Linked DNA regions of Homo sapiens: region 2 is linked to region 1. A link is a contact called in ENCODE Hi-C or POLR2A ChIA-PET data. All regions are on one chromosome and are shown on one strand. The core of a region is the stretch at or near the end of the contact, and the rest is flanking DNA. Distances in the headings are between cores, read along the strand shown.

What was found. Hi-C counts contacts between places; a loop is a spot of excess contacts on that map. ChIA-PET counts read pairs that join two places held with the same protein, here RNA polymerase II (POLR2A). Pooled maps may share reads with other maps.
Region 2: a pooled map shows a loop between it and region 1 (3-fold over the local background). The contact joins the promoter of P4HA2 here to the enhancer-like site in region 1. A Hi-C loop is called at or near these places in 6 of 37 single-sample maps with no recorded cell type and 7 of 50 pooled maps. POLR2A ChIA-PET finds 5 or more read pairs at or near these places in 4 of 52 experiments (OCI-LY7, PC-3, activated CD4-positive, alpha-beta T cell and 1 more).

What each region holds. Positions count from the first base shown.
Region 1 is chr5:132,101,965-132,108,166 of GRCh38, reverse strand. No RefSeq gene overlaps it. Among named protein-coding and RNA genes, the nearest start is that of CSF2, 31 kb to the right of the region's middle. RefSeq lists enhancers at 4,319-4,698, 4,477-4,771. Within about 2 kb of position 4,411, at least 30 of the 41 ENCODE cell types and tissues checked have a DNase peak (open chromatin) inside an H3K27ac peak, as active enhancers do; they include OCI-LY7 and PC-3, where a contact is called at or near this core.
Region 2 is chr5:132,225,880-132,232,152 of GRCh38, reverse strand. It overlaps P4HA2 (prolyl 4-hydroxylase subunit alpha 2), which reads left to right and starts at 4,300. Exons shown (of 15, transcript NM_001017974.2): 1 at 4,300-4,363. RefSeq lists silencers at 3,954-4,183, 4,324-4,583.

The DNA.
Region 1 (6,202 bases), core at 3,162-5,661:
GTTCGGTTCCATTGGTCTATATCTCTGTTTTGGTACCAGTACCATGCTGTTTTGGTTACTGTAGCCTTGTAGTATAGTTAGAAGTGAGGTAGCATGATGCTCCAGCTTTGTTTTTTTGGCTTAGGATTGACTCTGCAATGTGGGCTCTTTTTTGGTTCCATATGAACTTGAAAGTAGTTTTTTCCAATTCTGTGAAGAAAGTCATTGGTAGCTTGATGGGGATGGCATTGAATCTATAAATTACCTTGGGCAGTATGGCCATTTTCATGATATTGGTTCTTCCTACCCATGAGCATGGAATGTTCTTCCGTTTGTTTGTATCCTCTTTTATTTCATTGAGCAGTGGTTAGTAGTTCTCCTTGAAGAGGTCCTTCATGTCCCTTGTAAGTTGGATTCCTAGGTATTTTATTCTCTTTGAAGCAATTGTGAATGGGAGTTCACTCATTGTTTGGCTCTCTGTTTGTGTGTTATTGGTGTATAAGAATGCTTGTGATTTTTGTACATTGATTTTGTATCCTGAGACTTTGCTGAAGTTGCTTATCAGCTTAAGGAGATTTTGGGCTGAGACAATGGGGTTTTCTAGATATACAATCATGTCACCTGCAAACAGGGACAATTTCACTTCCTCTTTTCCTAAATGAATACCCTTTATTTCCTTCTCCTGCCTGATTGCCCTGGCCAGAACTTCCAACACTATGTTGAATAGGAGTGGTGAGAGAGGGCATCCCTGTCTTGTGCCAGTTTTCAAAGGGAATGCTTCCAGTTTTTGCCCATTCAGTATGATATTAGCTGTGGGTTTGTCATAGATAGCTCTTATTATTTTGAGATATGTCCCATCAATACCTAATTTATTGAGAGTTTTTAGCATGAAGGGTTGTTGAATTTTGTCAAAGGCCTTTTCTGCATCTGTTGAGATAATCATATTGTTTTTGTCATTGGTTCTGTTTATATGCTGGATTACATTTATTGATTTTCATATGTTGAACCAGCCTTGCATCCTAGGGATGAAGCCCACTTGATCATGGTGGATAAGCTTTTTGATGTGCTACTGGATTTGATTTGCCAGTATTTTATTGAGGATTTTTGCATCGATGTTCATCAGGGATATTGGTCTAAAATTCTCTTTTTTTGTTGTGTCTCTGCCCGGCTTTGGTATCAGGATGATTCTGGTCTCATAAAATGAGTTAGGGAGGATTCCCTCTTTTTCTATTGATTGGAATAGTTTCAGAAGGAATGGTACCAGCTCCTCCTTGTACCTCTGGTGGAATTCGGCTGTGAATCCATCTGGTCCTGGACTTTTTTTGTTTGGTAAGCTATTAATTACTGCCTCAATTTCAGAGCCTGTTATTGGTCTATTCAGAGATTCAGCTTCTTCCTGGTTTAGTCTTGGGAGAGTTTATGTGTCGAGGAATTTATCCATTTCTTCCAGATTTTCTAGTTTATTTGCATAGAGGTGTTTATAGTATTCTCTCTCTCTTTTTTTTTTTTTTTTTTTTTTGAGACAGAGTCTCACTCTGTCACCCAGGCTGTAGAGCAGTGGTGCAATCTTGGCTCGTTGAAACCTCCACCTCCCAGGTTCAAGCAATTCTTGTGCCTCAGCCTCTGGAGTAGCTGAGATTACAGGCACACACTCCCATGCCCGGATAATTTTTTTTTTTTTTTTTTTTTTTAAGTAGAGATGGGGTTTCACCATGTTGGCCAGGCTGATCTCGAACTCCTGATCTCAAGTGATCTGCCTGTCTCCCAAAGTGCTGGGATTACAAGCATGAGCCACTGCGCCTGGCCGGTTTCTGGTATAATTCTTGATCTTATTAAGGATGCTTCCTAGTAGTCCTAGTAGACAAAGAATTTTTCTCATAAACGGATGTTTCTGTTGAGATGATCATCTTTAGATTAACCAATTATTGTGGAGAAGTACATTGGTAGATTTTCCATAATCAAATTTGCATTCCTGGGAATGACCCTGCTTGATCATGATCTGTTATTCTTTTAATTCAATTTGGTAATGTCTTATTCCTACTGAGTTCTACCTCAGTAAAAATTTTCACCAAAACTGTGCCTAGCCTCCAGGCTGGGTGGCATGTTCCTTCTCTATGCACCGAGAGCACCATGTCTGTCTTTTTCTAATACCTCTCTAGTTTTGTACTTACAATCTGGTATTATAATTACATGTCTCCCTCAGTGGAATATGCCATTGTTGAGAGACAGACTTTTGTCTTCTTCCTAATTGTATCCTCAGTGCCCAGATAAGGCCTGATTTAAAGCAGGCCTTTGGAAAATATGTCTAGTCTGTGCGAAAATGCTTACCATTCCCCTGACAGGGACAAGTGCCAAGTCCCCATACTAGTTTAGCTTTGTGGGCAGAGCCCTGGCCTTGTTGGTCCAGCTTATCATGCAGACAAGAGCCATGTCAATACTGGTGGACCCCGCTTGCTGTGGGAGCTGGAGAGCCAGATATGCTCACAGCTCCTTCTCAGTTACACCTAAGCTGCCTGTGGGGAGCTCAGGACTCTGCATGCGCCTCCACATCTTCAGGCCGAAGATTCTCCATCACTTCCAAGAAAGCACGCTCAAATGTGAAAGCAGATAAATCATTAGCACCCTGTGCTGGGGCTTGTTACTGTTCAACAGGGGTTCTCTTTCTGGGAACCTAAGATACTTCATGTGTACCTTAGCAGCAGCTAATGGGGGTGGATGGAAGTGGTCACCAGGCATTCCAGTCACCCAGGGATGCCTAGGTCCCTTTACCAGGAAGCAGCGAGAGAGGCATAATGGACACAACTCTGTCTTTCTTATAGAAGACACCTGTTTCAGGCCAGGCCTTTATCTTGCTGAAGCTGACCCCACTGAAGGGTCATTGTGCTTTGGTTAGAAAACCACTGCAACCAAAGCCATCCAGTGACAAAGTAGTGGGATCCCTCATACTGGAGCAGGCAGACACCTACTGTCCCAGTAGTCTCATGTCAGAAACAACACTCAACATACATTGTCTTTTGTGCCCAGCTTGGGAGCTGGTCTGTGAGGACTGAGGGATCCCAGGTACCTTGAGTTCTTGTAACCATACAGTGGATGGACACAGACACAGCACCATCCTAGGGCTGGCAGATACTCCATGCTCATCGGTGCCAGCCTGCTCATCAACAGAATCACCCACCTCCATTCTGTCACCCACCAGGTATTTACTGAGACTCTTCTACATGACATGTGCCATTGAGGGTACTGGGAGAATAGCAGCAGACCTATAATACAAAAGCCCCTGCCCTTGAGGGGGGCTACCTGGTTTCCAGGTGCACCCCCAGTTTATCTCATGGTTTAGGTGGCACTATTTATGACTCACCAAGTTTGTGACAGATGATCAGTGTCTTCCTTCTGTGGCTGCAGTTTATCTGTGCACAGATGCTGGCATCCTTCAATCCAGGTCTCAGGTTTGGGTCAGGGCTTAGCTTGAGGCAGTAGGAAGAACAGAGCTCTCTGGATGGTTTAGGCAAGCTTGTCCAACCCATGACTCACAGGCTGTATACTACCCATGACAGCTTTGAATGTGACCCAACATAAATTGGTAAACTTTCCTAAAACATTATGAGATTTTTTGCTTTCTTTTTTTTTTTTTTTTTTTTTTTTTTGCTCATCAGCTATTGTTAGTGTTAGTGAATTTTATGTGTGGCCCAAGACAATTCTTCTTCCAAAGTGGCCCAGGGAAACCAAAAGATTGGACATCTCTGGTTTAGAGATTCAGTTGGTTTCTTCAACTTCAGTTCTTGGTGTACAGGGATGGCCTCTGACTTGCTCCACATCCTCAATCCGGCCACCACCTGGTTTTCTGCACACAGGAAACACTTGGCAATGTTGGCTGAAACAATGAGTGAGAGCCAAGTGCCAAGTGCTGGGCTAACCTCGCTCACAGCCAATTAGGCATAAAGTAACCAGGGCTGTAAGAGAAGTGGAAACAGAGATGCAGATGCTCCAAGGAGGCCAGACACTTGCCCTCCTCTCTTGGTGAGTCCTGTGCTCAGAAGGGGCACAACGGAGACGTGCTTGGGCTGTCCATACGGCAGTCTCTCTGCGGCAGTGGAGAAAGCTCTGGTCTGTGTGTATAGTGTGCATGCAGGGGAGTGTGCATATGTGTGTATATTTGCCTACATGCACATGCATGTTCACATTGGCTCTGGTCCCCACAACAACACCATTATAGGGCCCTGCTTAGCCATCCTTTCTGCAGTGGGTGGGGGGGGTGGGGAAAGGGGTTCCTGACTGCTGTGTCACTTTTGGATAGTCACTGTTTTTTGTGTGCAGCACTCCTACCTCACCTACCCCACCCCTAGAGGCAGGCAGGGTGATGACTGAAGCATCAGGCCTGTGGTTTCTGTAACAGGAAGTGATTTAGATGCTGAAAGCTAATTTTAGATGAAATGATATGGGGTTTTTAAAGAATCTTTCAGGGTTGGTTTCAGGCTCAAGGCTTAGCCCCCTGCTCCTCTTGCCTACAGGGGACAGGCAGTTTCCCATTGTCCTTGTCACTGTCTTGCTGGGTGAACTCATGCCTAGCTGGGCAGGGTTCTTAGGTAGAAAGCCAGTGCTGATTTTTCCTGGATTTCAGAATGTTTAAGTCATTGTTTTTGGCCTTGAACACCAGAGTCCTGTGACTCAGCACAGGCCTGGCTCTAGGCCAAGCAGACACAGGACCTCTTATCCCTGGAAGGGGACTGCCTGGAGGCTCCCAAGGATCTTGTTAGGACAGAGATGTCCACCCTCACCCAGGCTGAGGCCTGGGCCAGAGGTCAGATGAGGCTTCTGGGCCAAAAAAAGTATCATCTTGGGTGGCAGACACTTAGGTGGGGCCTCTTCTCCCAGTTAGCCCTGTCCTGAGCCTCTTAGCAGGGGCGGCTTTCTGACCCAGGTGCCACACTAAGGATCCCATCCTGATTGAGCCCTGTAGATTGGGACTCCTGATAGCAGCAGACACAAAAGAAACTGAGGAGTAGGCACAGAACTCTGAGAGTCCTGTCCTCCTGGTGTCGGGGTCCCACTGGTTGGGGACCTTGGAGCCTCGTGGTTTCTGTCTCTGCCAAGGCCTGAGCACAGGAAATAGAAGGTTGGGCCTCCCTGGTCACCTCTGCAAGGGTCTTCAAAGCCCATTTTAATCTGTTGTCCCATTCCCTAGGTCTTCCACAGCACCCCATACCAGAGAATGCTGCTCCCATTATCAGAGAAGCAGCCAAATATCAGCATGCTAAGAGAGATGTCCCAGGGTTACATAGCTTCACTCAGGCAGCATTGGAGCCAGCCAGGCCAGGAGCTTACCCTGTCCCATACTACCGATGGGATGCCCAGCATTCAGGGAAAAGAGCTCACTCTGCATATCTCATCTAGACAGCAGCCAGCCTCATGAACCCCTACCACAAACCTGGGACCTCTGGAAAGCCAAGTATAAGTCTCTGCCAGTTCTTAGTCCACCCTTGTTCTGCTTTGTGGTGAGGTATAGCTTGGGAGATGAGGCGAGGCCTATAGGTCTTGGTTGGTACACAAGAAGAAACACTTCTGCCTAGAGAGGCTGTCGACAGACATTTCCAGGGACACACAGCAGACAGCCTTCATGGCCTTCATGACCAGTCGGTCCCTTGTGGAAGACAAGTAGGACAGGACAGATGATTAGCCCAGAGCCAAAACTGAGCTCAAACCGCAGAAGAGGAGAGCATTCTCACAAAAGCTCCAGTGTTTGCAGCACAATGACGGAGGTAGATGGTGTGAGCTAAGCCCTGTTTTGAGAGTTCCATAGAAGGTGTCTTTGACCTATTTTCAAGGGCTGTGGTGGTAGGAGGAATTTTTGGCCACATCATAAAGAGTTTTGTGGCCACCTCTGATATACCTAGCTCAGGAAGTTGTAATTTTCCATGATTAGGTTATTAGTCACCAAAGTGATTGCTGCCCCCAGACCCTGGCCCCTGTGCTGCAGGAGGCTGACAGAGATGCCCCTCCAGCACTGCAGCCCTGCCTCCCCAGCTGCAGGCCAGAAGCCAAGGAGGCCCTGAGTACTGATGTTGGGCCCTCTGGGTGCTTCCCTTGTTTGTGGAACCCCACAGCCCCATTCCAACTTCTTGAGCACTTTGCCTACCCCAGGAGATTTAACTGGGGCAAGAAATCCTGTAAGATCTCAACAAACGGACGTGGGTAGAATAGCTCCCAGAAAATCTACTCAAGGGAA
Region 2 (6,273 bases), core at 3,051-5,550, 120 kb before region 1:
CTACATGAGACAATGAGTTCACTTATCAAGTGGTCATAAAGAAAAGGCTGTGACGATGTGGGTCTGGAGTGGACCCAGGCTGGAGATTCAAAACTGAGTGATAGATTTACATGGGTCCAGAAGCCTTTGAGGGCATGGAGGAATGTCAAATGTAGTGGATTAAATGGTGCCCCCCAACCCCACCAAATTGCATTCATGTCCTACTACCTGGATCCTGTGAATGTGACCTTATTTGGAAAAATGGACCTTACAGATATTATTAAGTTACAGGTTATTAAGGGAGCTGTTGCAGTGGTTCCAGGGCCTGCAAGAGTCATCAGCATTCAGGGAGGCTTCAGTGCCAAACCTCCCTGGATTACCTGGGTAGACCTCCCAATCTGCCCTGGATTACCTGGGTAGACGCTACAGCCAATGACAGTTATTTTTATAAGAAACAGAAGGGCAGAAGATGCAGACACCGAGGAGAAGTGCAGGTGAAGATGGGGCAGAGATTCGTGTGATACAGCCACAAGCCAAGGAACTCCTAAGCCACCAGGAGCTGGAAGAGGCAAGGAGGGGTTCGCCCCTAGAGCCTTCAGAGGGAGCACACCCCGGTAACATTTTGATTTTGGACTTCTGGCCTCCAGAACTGTGAGAGAATAAAATTCTGTTGACTTAAGGCACCTAGTTCGTGGTAATTTGTTGTGGCAACCCCAGGAAATGAATAGATCAGGAGCCCAGATGGAGTCTGAGGGCCTTATGTTAAGGGCTGAGTGGTGAAAGTGAGGCTACAAAGGCAGAGGTCAGAAATGGTATCTTCTGGGTGGAGGCAGGTAGAGGAAAAGGAATATAAAAACAAATGAATGGCCACTTCCTGCAAGGCAGGAAGACCAAGGAGACATGATCCTCAGAAGTCCTGCCCCTTCTCAAGGCTGCAGATTTTTTAGGAGGATATCTGACCAATGCTGTGGTCCTGAGCTGCCAGGACTCCAAGACCCTGCGGAGGTCTTACTCATGCCTTTGGAGACTAAATCTTACAGTGTGGAGCAAGGTATTGAGGAGATATCCGTCCATTCAAGGAGTTAGCAAATATTGAGCCCAGTTCGGTGGTGGGAAAATGGCAATGGACAAATGCATGCATGGTTTATGTACTCCCAGACCTCCCAGGCCAGTCGGGGAAGACGTTACCCAAGCGATCATTCAATTCTATCAACGGTGGCAAGTGTTACGAAGCACACGGGGACATGAGAAGCTGTTATGGGAGGTTTTGTGTGTGTGGTTTTTTTTTTTTTTTTTTTGAGACAGTCTTGCTCTTGTCACCCAGGCTGGAGTGCAATGGCACGATCTTGGCTTACGGCAACCTCTGCCTCCTGGGTTCAAGTGATTCTCCCACCTCAGCCTCCCTAGTAGCTGGGATTACAGACACCGCCATCATGCGTGGCTCACTGCAAGCTCTGCCTCCCGGGTTCATGCGATTCTCCTGCCTCAGCCTCCTGAATAGCTGGGACTACAGGCATGCGCCATCACACCCGGCTAATTTTTTGTATTTTTAGTAGAGACGGGGTTTCATCATGTTAGCCAGGATGGTCTTGATCTCCTGAACTCGTGATCCACCCGCCTCGGCCTCCCAAAATGCTGGGATTACAGGCGTGAGCCACCGTGCCTGGCCATGCCCAGCTAATTTTTGTATTGTTGTAGAGACGGGGTTTCACCATGTCGGCCATGCTGGTCTCGAACTCCTGACCTCAGGTGATCCGTCCGCCTCAGCCTTCCAAAGTGCTGGGATTACAGGCATGAGCCACCGTGCCTGGTCTGTTATGGGAGGTTTTGACCTACTCAGGGAAGTAAGGAAAATCTCTCTGCCTCTGAGGGAATCTGAAGGATTCTGAAGGTTTTAATCAGGGAGGGAAAAATTTTTTCTAGACAGAAGGAACAGCATGTATAAAGGTCTGGGGTGGGGAGGGGGAATGGCCAGTTAGAGAGACTGGAGGAAGTTCGATGTGGTTACAGAAGTGAGCAGAGGCCAAACCATGTGGAACCTTATAAACCACTTTTTGATGTTTCTCAAGATCAGGGCAATTTCCCAGCTGCAAGTAATGGGCTCAGATCTGCATTTTGAGATCATCATGGTTGTAGTGAAGGAGAGATGAGAGGGAACAAAAATGGAGGAGCAGCCAGTCAGGAAAGTGTTGCCATCACTCATGTGAAAAAGATGGAGAGAAGTGGGTGGATTAGAGGGAGATTTAGGGGTAAAATTGAACAGACTTGGGATATAGGTAAATAGGGTCTGGGGATGAGGGAGAGGGAGCTGCCAAGTATGACTCCCAGGCTTCTGGTTAGGTAACTGATGGGAAGTATCTCCTTCAGTACAGCAGTGAAGACAGGATGTGTGGAGGGGGAAGATGTAGGGGGAGAACAATAACTCTGTGTTGGACATGTTGCCATTGAGGTGCCTGTGGACACTCAAGTGGGGATGTACACTGAACAGTGAGTTACATGAATCTGGGGTTCAGCAGTAAGGATAAGGGTAAAGAGAGAAATTTGTGTCACCTGCGTGTAAAGAGAAGCGTGAAGTGGAAAGCCTAGACCTGAGTTTTGAGGAACCCCCAACCTTTACTAATAGGGAGAGGATGCTGAAGAAGCTTGAGCAGAGGTGGCCAGAAAGGATGAGGGGAAACCAAGGGAAATCAGTGTTCCAGAGGGGCTGTGGTCATCGCTGGGTGTCAGACACTGCTCAGGGCCCTGGCAGATGAGGTCTGAAGAACAGCCGTTGAAATTGGAGATTGGAGGCTACAGTTTATTGAGACCTGGTTTGGTGCTGTTAGGGAGCTAGAAGGCTGACTGCAGGGCCTGAAGAGTGGGAGAGACAGCTCCTTTAGGGCCTGAAGAGTGGGAGAGATGTGAGGATGGGGAGACAGCTCTTTCAAGAAATTCCGCTGCGGTTGAGAACAGAGACACTCAGTGGGGTCGAATGAGGGTTTTGTTCCCATAGTAGAGGCTTGAACACATTTACAGGCCAATGGGAAAGATCCAGTTGAGAGCGGGTAGTTGAGCCTTCAGGAGAGAAAAGGGATGTTCCATGGGGCAAACTCCTGAGAAGGGGGAGGAGATGGAAGGAAGCTTCTGTGGATGTAGCAGATGCAGGAGGGTTTGTGTAGTTTTAGCCGGGCTCGAGCCGGTGGCTGACGCAGGCAGGAACAATGGCTCACCCATGTTTTATGTGTATTTCCGTGTGCGTGCTCCTGCTTTCCCCAGGTCTGGGCCGCCTGCCTGGCCCGTGTGCCGTAGGGAATATCCACACTGGGCCTGGGCGGAGGCTGGGCATCTCCCGCTCTGGGCTTGCTCCCTGATGAGATTCTCAGACCGTGCTTCCCCTCATTCATGAGAGGAAGGTTCACAGAGCAGGCGTGGGAACCTGCCTGGCCGCCAGGGCCTCCTCCCGCTCAGGCTGAGGTTTGCTGCATCTCTGTCCTTATTCCCTTCCAGACTGGATTGGCTGAACCAGGTGTCCACTCTTTTTGGCCCATGGCATAAAGAAGGGTTTGGGCAACCCAGTGTGCCCCAGGTTGTTACCGCCCCCCCGCCTCCGCCCCCACCCAGCCTTTGATGGGCCCCCTTCTCATCAATCCATCACCCCTGCACATGCCACCAGGACTGCCTGGACCAGAGCCCGGGACTCTCTGAAACCCACTGAGAGCTCGGCCCTGGGAATGGGCCTCCCAATCTCGGTCTCCAGGGGGTGGGCCCCAGGTCCCTAGTCTTCCTCAGGGTCTTCTCCACTGTTCTGCCTCCTCTCCTGATACCCAGTTCCTAGCCGGGGTGACCCCAGCCTCCCGTAACAGCCTCCTTGTGGTGGTGCTGGGAAGAAGGGGCCCGTGTACCCGGCAGGGCCCCCCAGGCAATGGGCATGAGCGCAGGCAGGGAAATCCGTCAGCCTCCAGGGACGCTCTCCCTACAGCCCCGGCGAGGGGATCGGGTCGTGGCGACCTCTCCAGACGCCCAGGGGCTGGGCAGGAGGGCGGGCCAAGGCCCGCAGGTGGGGGCGCCAAAGCCAGGCGGGCGCGGAGTACGTGCGGTGGGCTGCGGGCGGCATGAAGGGCGCGGGCGGCCAGCTCCGGCTCCGGCTCCGGCTCCGGCTCCCGCGAGGCCGGGTAGCCTGGGCGTTCCCAGGGGTCGCAGAGGACGGCGAACCCCGGCGGAGCCACCGGAGCTGGGGACCAGGACGCAGGCAGGCGTGTGGAGCGTGAGGTGGGGACGTGGCGGCGGCTCAAGTGGGCGGAGCCCCGGCAGCGGCCCGAGGCGGAGTCGCCAAGGGAGGAGGCGCCGAGCTGACCGGGCGACGCCGCGGGAGGTTCTGGAAACGCCGGGAGCTGCGAGTGTCCAGGTGAGCGCCCCGCCCGCTCAGCCGCCAGATCAACCTTAGCGCTGGGGCGCGGGCTGGGGTCGCCAGGCGGTGCGTTCTGCCCGCGCGGGGCTGAGAGTTAGGGGCCGGGGCCGGATCCGGGGCCGGGGGTCGCGCCGCTAGCCGCCAGCAGCGCAGTCCGGGCCGCCACCCTGCACCCTCCGCCCTGTTTCTGCACCCGTCTGGGTTCTTGTGCCGCCGCCCGCAAGCCTTCCCGAGCTCAGGGTGGTGAGGTCAGCGGCGCCCTTCGTGCAGTTCCCTCGGCTGTCGGGCGGGGCTGGGAACTTGGCCGCTCTTCCCTGTCAGGCTCCCGGGAAGTGGCGGCCTGACCCCGGGCTGCCGGCTGTTGGGAGCGGGGGCGCGGCGTCCGCCTGGCCCTGAGGGGCCTCTTCATATTGGCTAAGCCCGTTCTGCACCCTCCCAAGGGCTGGGAGTCCTAGGTCTTGTCCGGGCAGGGTCCAGCTTGGAGCCCATTAGATGGGCCATTGGATCAGAAAGTCTTTTCTCCCCCAGACATCCTTGTGGAACCAGCGTTGTTTTTCCTTGGCAGCTGCGGAGACCCGTGATAATTCGTTAACTAATTCAACAAACGGGACCCTTCTGTGTGCCAGAAACCGCAAGCAGTTGCTAACCCAGTGGGACAGGCGGATTGGAAGAGCGGGAAGGTCCTGGCCCAGAGCAGTGTGGTGAGCGCTGTGCTGGAAGGGAATGCGGGCAGTGGGTACTTGGTAGAGCACTGACTGCCTCCGGCCAGAGGACTTCCCGGAGGAGGTGACCCATGAGCTGGAGTGGTCAGAGGAAGGCTGGCAAAAGGGCATCGTGGACAGAGGAACAGCCTATGTGAGTGGGAGCAGAGACCTTGGCCAATGCCATTCCTTATGGCCTTGTAGTGGAAGCAAGGTGATGGGGAAGGAACACTGTAGGGGATAGCTGTCCACGGACGCTGTCTACAAGACCCTGGAGTGAGATAACGTGCCTGGTACTGTGCCCTGCATGTGTAAGATGCCCAGTTGACCTTCGCAGCAGGAGCCTGGATCAGGGCACTTCCTGCCTCAGGTATTGCTGGACAGCCCAGGTGGGTCCCTGGCCTTTGTATTCTATTTGACTTTAAGATGGTGCAGGAGAATACAAAAAACTATCCGGGCATGGTGGCGCGCGCCTGTAGTCCCAGCTACTCGGGAGGCTAAGGCAGGAGAATCGCTTGAACCTGGGAGGCAGAGGTTGCAGTGAGCCAAGATCGTGCCACTGCACTCCAGCCTGGGAGACAGAGCGAGACTCCATCTTAAAAAAAAAATAAAAAAGAGAGATGGTGCAGGAGAGCATTGGGATCCCTCCCAAGACTGTGACTGTTGTCTTTTGCTGTAGAGTGACACCCGAGATTTGTGCTTCTTGATAATAGACTACCTGGGGCCTCACAGCCCCAGCCCTCTTGTAGGAAATCCTGTCCTAGGAGCAAGGGCTGGAGTCCGTTACGTTGTAGCTTGGGGCATTCTTAAATGTCCCAGACTTTGTGGAGATCCATTGTCCACCTAAGAATTTATAGGATGTTTTTGGGGTCTGCTGCTTGTTCTCAGCCTGTGTCTCATCTGACATTAGGTTCCATAATTTAGTCTCTGTTAAATGAACTAGGATTTCCTTTGGCTTGTACTTAAACTGCCCCTGAGGTGTCCAAGGTGCAGCCTCTCACTGTGGTTCTGGGCCTCAGCGCCCAGTCTCTCTGGTTGCTTCTCCCCACTCACAGAATGTTTGGTCTTTGAATTCTTTTCTTTTAGGGCCTCCTTGTTCTTACACAGCCGAGTGTCCACTGTGTGGCCCAGCCAATGAAGCCACGTAGCAAGGATGGAGTGAGTTGGCTGGGGGCCTCATCCCAAAGATGCTGTCATACTGGATCA